2 separate regions of the Homo sapiens genome follow, and region 2 is linked to region 1. Evidence: chromatin loops called from intact Hi-C (ENCODE). Cell type or tissue: sigmoid colon. All regions are shown on one strand. Each heading gives the region's core, and the rest is flanking DNA. Links, peaks and the distances in the headings are about the cores only.

Evidence for each region. Hi-C counts contacts between places; a loop is a spot of excess contacts. Peaks named below come from ENCODE experiments on the same cell type or tissue, not always from the same donor. Only the 100,000 strongest peaks of a DNase experiment are listed, where the experiment ranks them.
Region 2: it touches region 1 in a loop (9-fold over the local background); 1 of 110 quality-filtered maps calls a loop at or near these places.

Annotation. Positions count from the first base shown.
Region 1 is chr6:89,034,013-89,038,408 of GRCh38, reverse strand. No RefSeq gene overlaps it. Among named protein-coding and RNA genes, the nearest start is that of PNRC1-DT, 44 kb to the left of the region's middle. RefSeq lists a cis regulatory region at 2,208-3,042. In sigmoid colon, for the core only: no CTCF peak of the experiment used is centred there; DNase peaks (open chromatin) are centred at 1,008, 2,338, 2,648, 3,718 and 1 weaker place; H3K4me3 peaks cover 397 bases; H3K27ac peaks cover 2,900 bases.
Region 2 is chr6:89,159,697-89,164,022 of GRCh38, reverse strand. It overlaps PM20D2 (peptidase M20 domain containing 2), which reads right to left. Exons shown (of 7, transcript NM_001010853.3): 6 at 2,133-2,240; 7 at 1-1,914. The coding sequence ends at 1,760. Among named protein-coding and RNA genes, the nearest start is that of PM20D2, 16 kb to the right of the region's middle. In sigmoid colon, for the core only: no CTCF peak of the experiment used is centred there; a DNase peak (open chromatin) is centred at 1,882; H3K4me3 peaks cover 723 bases; H3K27ac peaks cover 771 bases.

The DNA of each region.
Region 1 (4,396 bases), core at 228-4,227:
GAGGGACCTGGTGGGAGGTAATTATGGGGACCTCCATGTTGTTCTCATGATAGTGAGTGAGTTCTCATAAGATCTGATGGTTTTATAAGGGGCTTTTCTCCCCCTTTGCTCTGTACTTCTCCTTGCTGCCACCAGGTGAAGAAGGACATGTTTGCCTCCCCTTCTGCCATGATTGGAATTTTCCTGAGGCCTCCCTAGCCCTGTGGAACTGTGAGTCCTTTAAACCTCTTTTTCTTCATAAATTACCCAGTCTTGGGTATGTCTTTATTAGCTGCATGAGAACAGACTAATACAGTAAATTGGTACCAGGAGTGGGGTGCTGCTGTAAAGATACCCAAAAATATGGAAGCAGCTTTGGAACTGGGTAACAGGCAGAGGTTGGAACAGTTTGGAGGTCTCAGAAGAAGATAGAAAAATGTAGGAAAGTTTGGAACTTCCTAGAGATTTGTTGAATGGTTTTGACCAAAGTGCTGGTAGTGATATGGACAATAAAGTCCAGGCTGAGGTGGTCTCAGATGGAGATGAGAAACTTGTTGGGTACTGGAGCAAAGGTGACTCTTGTTATGCTTTAGCAAAGAGACTGCTGGCATTTTGCCCCTGCCCTAGAGATCTGTAGTACTTTGAACTTGAGAAAGATGATTGAGTGTGTCTGGTTGAATAAATTTCTAACCAGGGCCCAAGGGCTGTTTAGTCAGTGGGTGACGGATCCTGCCAGGACTGGGTCTTTCCCTTCAAGGCAGTAGTTTCCCTTCGGTCCCAGAGTGTGTCTAGACATGTTGTCTGGGAACTAGGGCTTGAAATAGGGCCTCATGACTCTGACCAGTGCCCTATCCTACTGTGGCTGAGCTGGTATACAAGATGAAAGGCAAAGTCATCCTTTTCTTCCCTCTCCTCTTGTCAAACAGAAGGAAAAGTTCTCTTCTGGAGCTGTGAGCTGCACTGCCTGGGGTTGGGGGAGGGGTGGCATAAGCACTCCTTTAGCTGCCCTGGCTGATGTCTCATTGGGGCATGTGCTCTCCAAGTCCACTAGTTCCGAGCCCAGCACAGCACTAGGGCTTGAAGTCCTTGCAGCCTAGACTGTCATTCAAGTTGATTTAGGGCTCCAGAGCACTTCAGCCTGTAGTGTGAGGCTCGCCAGAACTCAAGTTCCAACCACCGGGATGGGTGATTTCCCCTCTGGCCAGGGCTGGTCTGAATGCTGCCTCTGTGGGTGAGTGTCAGCTGAATTCAGTCTGGTTTTTCTTTCTGTTGTGACAGGGCATCACTGAGTTCAATGCAAAATCTCACAATGCTGGGCTTTCTGTCTCCCAAGCACACATTTCTCTGTGCCACGCAACAGCTGCTGTGGGGGTGCAGGAGGGGATGAGGGGTGGGTGGTGTTGGCAATTCAGGGCTGTCTTTTATACCCTCTTCAGTGCCTCTTTCAGTGAGATGAAGTTAAAGCCAGGTACTGTGAGTGCTCACCTGATTTTTGGTTATGACGGTGTTTTTGCCCAGGCTGGAGTGCAGTGGCATGATCTCGACTCACTGCAAGCTCCGCCTCTCAGGTTCATGCCATTCTCCTGCCTCAGCCTCCCAAGTAGCTGGGGCTACAGGTGCCTGCCACCACGCCCGGCTAATTTTTTGTATTTTTTAGTAGAAACGGGGTTTCACCATGTTAGCCAGGATGATCTCGATCTCCTGACCTTGTGATCCGCCCGCCTTGGCCTCCCAAAGTGCTGAGATTACAGGCACAAGCCACCGTGCCCGGCCAATGATGGTGCTTTTTTATGCAGATAGTTATTAAATTTGGTCTTCCTGCGGCAGGGGATAAGTGGTGGGGACTTTTATTCTGCCATCTTGCTTCATCCCCCAGTTACAGACTTTTTGTGGCCTATCATTTCCTCTTGAAATTATCATCTATTGAAAAACTGAAATAAAAAGCTCAAAAATGAATTCTTATTGTGGTGATGATTGTGCAACTCTGTGAATGTACTTAAAATTTTTGATTGTGCACTTCAAATGGGTGAATTTCATGGAATGTAAAAAACCACAAAAACTGTTTAAAAAACTGAATTTATATTTATTAAATACTATAATGACATATTTGAAATTTAAAGTCAAGGTCTAGCTTAAAATAGTGCTCAGTGTTGATGTTTTTAAATAATTAAGTAACCTACCAGAGCATAGTTCTAATAAAAGGAAAATCCACTGGAAAAGAACTAGGTCACTCATTATGTGTTTCTAGTACTCGTTAATATGAAACAGAAGTGAAACTGCATCATTGCCTGGGATTACTGGAGTTTGCATAAGGCTCCAGGAAATTCCTTACTTGCAACACTCCTTGGCCAGCACTGTATCTGCCTTGTCCTTTCTGATAAAGTCCACCCCATGTTGTCTATGTACTTGTCCTTAATCTTTCTTTGCTTGTCAGTTGGCTGGATATGCTCTACTGCTAGGAGTGTAACCATTTTTAGTCCTGACGTAGGAAGACAGCTAGAAGATAGTAGTAAATTTTGCTGACAGGAAAAAGGCCAAGTTGGAACTCGCATGCATGTAAATCATCCTGCTAGTTAGTCATTGTTCTCACCAATAACACTACGGATCTGGAGTGTGACTTGAACAGAGCGGCTATGTGAATACTCAGCTGGCCTGGTTCCTGCGGACTTTGGAAAGCCCTTAGGTGGGACCGGAGTGTTCTGAGGTGGGGCGTGCTGAGTCATGTCTTCTCAGCTGCTCTTTTGTAATAATTATTCCTGACAGTGACCAGTCACTGAACATTCCAGGCTTACGCCTGTGTTACTAGACTTTTTATGTTTATTGCCAAACTGAAATGCTGAAAACACCCAGCAGTGGTAGGTACACTGCAAGTCTCCAGTCAGAAGGCCTCCATTCCGGGATGATTAATATCACGTGCCAGTCCTGTTGCTCTGCTTCTCCTCCCAGGATGCTCCAAGCTCCCAGCTGCACTCCCAGCCCATCCAGGCTGGACACCGGGCACCTTCCTGTCTCAGCTCACATTTCGCCTTCCTGAAGATCTGAGACAGTCTCTCCCAACTTCACGCACTGGCTCTGCCACTTACCAACTGTGTGACTTACGGATGGTGGTTTGGCAGTAGATGGTCAACACAGATGATTATCTTTCCTGGCTGTTCTAGAGTAACAATACCATCACTGTCCTCTGATTGGAATTTGCTTCATAATTTAGCATTTAACCTTAAACTCTCTTGTACCTTTGCCCACTATTTCGTGTGGTGTTTATTTTGTTTCCTTAGCCTAAAACCTCCCTGGGAAGACAGAAAAGGCTTTATTTTCTTTTGGGATCCTTTTAGAATGTGTTCTCCATTCACAGAGCAAGCTTATGCAGGCTTTGAATATGTCACAGTTGGTGGGCAGTTTAGTTTGTTGACACCACTGTTTTCAGTTCCATTAGGTTGGGGCAGTAGGATCAGATCAGGTAACGAGGGTGTCAGGGCATTGGGACTGAGTTGAACCCAACGGACCATGGCTGACTATGATGTGGAGGTTGTCTCATTGCATCAGAAGAGTTCAGTTTTTCAGAAAGTGGAAAGCCCTCATTTACGTCATCAGTCAAAACAGAGGGCTTCTCTTACAGCCTAATACATGAAATGTCTATTTCTCTTCTTCATTACAGACACCCAGTTGCCCTTGCCAGAAACTTGAGTCATTCTTAACGCTTCCCTCTTGACTTCCCTCATTGCCCAAGCTAAGAGTGTCAGCAAGATCCAGTAGACTCAACCTCTCTGTGTCTCTGCAGTCTGGCCCTCCTCTCTATGCCCTCCCCGAGGCTTTAGTTCCGGCTTCCATCATGTCTTATTGGCATCTTTATAATAACCTCACAGCAGGTCTCCCTGTCGTTCAATTTACTTCTCTGTCATTTACCTCCAAAATTCTGCTGCCATTATCTTTCTTAAACAACAGTCTGATCATGCCACTCATATATATATATATTTTTTTTTTTTTTTTTGAGGCAGTCTTTTTCTGTTGTCCACGCTGGAGTGCAGTGGCACATTCTGGGCTCACCACAAACTCTGCCTCCCAGGTTCAAGTGATTCAAGTACTGGGATTACAGGTGTGAGCCACCACACCTGGTCAGATTGGCATGTTGCCAAAAAATCATTCTGACTACAATACGGGGAATAAATTGAAGAGGGAAAATTAAATTCTAGGAATTTTTTTTTTGAGACAGGAGTCTTGCTCTGTCACCCAGGCTGGAGTGCAGTGGCGTGATCTCAACTCACTGCAACCTCCACCTCCCTGGTTCAAGGGATTCTCCTGCCTCAGCCTCCCGAGTAGCTGGGACTACAGGCACCCGCCACCACGCCCGGCTTTTTTGTATTTTTAGTAGAGGCGAGGTTTCACCATGTTGGCTAGGATGGTCTCGATTTCTTGACCT
Region 2 (4,326 bases), core at 1-4,000, 130 kb before region 1:
GGTATATAGCAATTTAGTAATTCATAGTACCACATATTTTACTTTAAAAGCAGGTCCCATATTAAGGCCTGCTTTTAAAATTGCCACTAAAAAGAAAATATTTTCAATTTGTATATTTAAACCATTAATTTAGATAACATCTTTTAAAGTCTACAAATTTAACATAGCCAAGAGTTGGTATTTGAGAAAAAGGTTTCAGTACAGGGTGTGAACAATGAAAAATTATAAAGGCATGTAATAAAAATGTTCCATAAAAACAAAGATACCTCAAGCAGGTCCACCTATACCTCTAGTTTAGTTTAGAAACTAATTCAGTATTTTAAGAATCATATAATTTTAAACTTTGCACTAAGCCTAACCTTTTTAAAAAATGGTCAGGGCCAGGTGCAGTGCCTCAAGCCTGTAATCCCAGTGCTTTAGGAGGCTGAGGTGGGAGGACTGCTTGAGTCCAGGAGTTCGAGACTGCAGTGAGCTGTGATTACACCACTGCACTCCAGCCTGGGAGAGCAAGAACCTGCCCATTAAAAAACCAAACAAAAATGGGCAGGTGTGGTGTCTCATACCTGAAATCCCAACACTTTGGGAGGCCAAGACAGGAGGATTGCTTGAGCCCAGGAGTTTGAGGCCAGCCTGGAAGCTACAGCGAGCCCCTGTCTCTATTATGTAAAAAAATAAAAATTTTTTTAAAAAAGAGGTTTTCTTATGTGTACCTGAAGCAAAGTAGTAAGTATATCTTTTCTTCTCCACGTTGTACAAGAGATGACTGTAAACACAAAATTAAAACTCATCTTAGGATCATGGTCCATCCACGAAGCTACTTTAAACTCTGATGATTCCAAGCAAGGAAGCAATATTTGCTTATTCAAAAAGTACTGAATATTCAGAGTAAGCAATATGCTAGATACTGTAACAATTTAAAAATACCAACACACATGTGTATTAAAAAGACACTGGCAGGCCGGGTGCGGTGGCTCATGCCTGTAATCCCAGCACTTTAGGAGGCCGAGGCAGGTGCATCACCTGAGGTCAGGAGTTCGAGACCAGCCTGGCCAACATGGTGAAATGCCGTCTCTACTAAAAATACAAAAATTAGCTGGGCATGGTGCCACACACCTGTAATCCCAGCTACTTGGTAGGCTGAGGCAGGAGAATCACTTGAACCTGGGAGGCAGAGGTTGCAGTGAGCCGAGATTGTGCCACTACACTTCAGCCTGGGCAACAGAGCGAGGCTCTATCTTAAAACAAAAAAAGGAAAGACACTGGCTTCAAATATACAATCTGGTAGAGGAATTAATATACGATTAGAGAACAAGTTTACCACCCTATACCACAAAACACTCTCATGGGTGTCAATTCTGAATATAAGGTTTGAAATCTCTTAAGCTTTTAAAAATACACATAACATTTAAGGCTTACAAAAAGGTTTACTAACATATTTTATAAAAATGATGCCATGTATCCTCCAGGTTAAGAAATGGTATCACTACTGTGAAGGTGAGTGGTTGCGGGGTAAAAAAAAAGAAAGAATGGCATCACATACCAGCTCCTGTAATATCATAATCCTATCAAGTACGGATTTGCAAAAATTTTCACTTTAGATATGAGGTAATTAATATGTTTTCTCCACACCCTGTCCTCACTTATCAGGTAAAAAGAATTTTACTCCTTTAAGATTAAAAAACAAGCATGCCTTCATTAAAAGAGATTAAAAGAAAAAAATCATCACGTCTTCTTGATTTATAAGTGGCCCCTAAGTCTTTTATTCTACTGCATTTACAAACTGTTCTTCTTGAAGTTTCAGTTTAAAGTCCTCTCTGATTCCTTCCAGTAACTCTGGTTTAAAAATAACATCCAGTGCCGTCATTGCCAGAGCTTTGGCCGTCCGCAGAGTGTAGAACTGAGCTTCCTGTGACCCTAAAAGGTAGAGAAAATAAAATACCTCCTTACTTATTTAAGCTGTATTTAATTTCACAGGTTAGCTACCCGTATCTCAACTGGCTCTCCAACTGCCCACCACAGTGCAGTATTTACTGAGGTGATGTTATGTAGTGAAATAGTAGGTTAAACAGAAAGGCAGCTACTACCAGAAGAAGAGTGTGTGTGCCAAAACAGTCACATCCAACAACACTTACCAGCAGCTTCAGTGTACTGTTCAGTATGATTCAAGGCATTAGATCCAATGTGAAAATATGGATGAATTCCAGGAACCACAAAACTAACATTTCCAAAATCCGTAGATCCTTGGAACACACAAAGTTAAGAAAAGTCTATTTAAGTATATGTGGTTAAGTATTCTGGAGTTATGAAGTCACAGTCCCTGTTAGAAGAGACGCAGAGAAGTGAGCTTCTTGGAGAGTTGTCCGTATGCTCATGCTTTCATGGGCTCACCTTCCACTGAGTCTGCCACCCACTCCCCTGTATCAGTCACATCTCTCATGAAGGTCACTGCAAACCTGCCCTCACCTTGTCTCACGGCTTTTACTGGCCCTCTTGGCCAGCACTCCACACTGCCACCTACTCCCTTTCTTCTCTTCTGTGACACAGCACTTGCATGGCTTCCCTTCTGCCTCTCTGATGGCCCCTTCTTCTGTCTCTCTTGGGGATAGAGCCCCCTCTACCTGACGATGAAATAATAGTTACGGGAGACTCCATTCCAGGCCCCTTTCTCTTCTTACTGCATATTCTTTCTCAAGATTTTGTCCGTATGTATTGCTTCAAATCACCACCAACTCAAATCTCTTCCCAGTCTCTGCTAAGTTCCATGCTCATACATCCAGTTGCCAGCCTGGTATCTTCTCTTGGATGTCTTCAAGGTAGATCAAACTTAACATATCTAAAGTCAAACTCATGATCTTTCTCTTCTACCTCCACTCCACCTATCAACAGTACCTGCCAAATATCTCAGAATCCTAACGCTCTTTGCATCACCATCACCAACACCTGTCCTCAGCCTATGCTATCATTATCTCTTGCCTGAACTAGAAGTTTCCTAATTGGTCTAGCAGCATCTACTCTATTTGCCGTCTTTTTTTTTTCAATCTTCATTCACCTTTCCAACCTGATCTCATACCATGTTCCCACTACTCTCGATGCCCTAGCCGCTCTAGACACTCACCATGCTCTCCCTGTCACAGGACCCTTGCACATGCTATCCCTGCATCATCTCTGTAACTCTTACTTAACCTTCAAATTCCATCTTAAGCATCATTTCCTCAGCAAAGCCTTACTTACTTCACCTTCCCATAAAGTGAAATTCCTCTAGCATAAGCTCTCACAGAGATGTATTACTCTCCTTTACAGTACTTTTTAATTTTCCATGTATTGGATGATTTGGTTCATGCTTATGTCAGAAACTAAATTATGAGGCTGTATGAGGCAAGAAATAGTATTTGAAATGACTGTGCATCTAGCTTCTCACAGGATTGACACACAGGCACTTGTTGAATAAATCACAGTAAAAACAAAGCCTTATGTTCACTCAATGGATATTTACTGAATGTTTATTACATGTCAAACACCATGCAGGCAAAGTGAGACTACACAGTGATTGGTAAGAGAATAAAGGAATATGTGACAAAGAGTAGCTAACATTTATCTGGAATACTACGTTCCAAACACAATCCTAAGTGCTTTGTATGTATTCTCATTAATATTTAGAACAGTTTCCATTTTAAACATGAAGAAACCAAGGCTTATGGGTATTAAATAACATGCCGATAGTCTCACAGCTGCTAGTTATGTGGTAAATGCAGACTGAGGCCAGACTTTGAGGCATAGTAGCCTCTATAGAAGTACTGCTTCAGAAAATATTCACTAAGCACTTAACTGTGCCAGAAACGGCTCCACACACTGAGGATGCACAGTAATGGGACATCAGTGAACAGGATGGAAAAAGCCTCTCCAGTGTTTAAAGAGTCTAAAGAGTCTGAGTGTAAAAACAAAACAAAACAAAAAAGGATGGACAAAAAAAAACCTGTTGCATATTTTAAGATCTTACTTGTGGAACTAGACCCTAGAGCCCACAAATCATACCAAAATCACAGCCACTTTATCCTACTGTTTTGTCCATTATATAAAACCCAAACCCGGGGTAGAGCAGGCCATGTGTCTTCCCTTCTTCAGCTAGACAGCAGAAACCTGCTAGGGTAAAAGAACAGAACCATGCTGAGCTGAGCTTTCTTGCTGTCCAGAACAAAAGAAAACATGAAACTCTGATGTCCCTGGACAACTCCTCTCAGTGGCAATTCTCTCTCAATCCCTCAGCCCTACCAGCTCAATGCTCACTGTGTGCTACTTCCTAGAGGGAAAGTCTCTGAACTCCCTGAC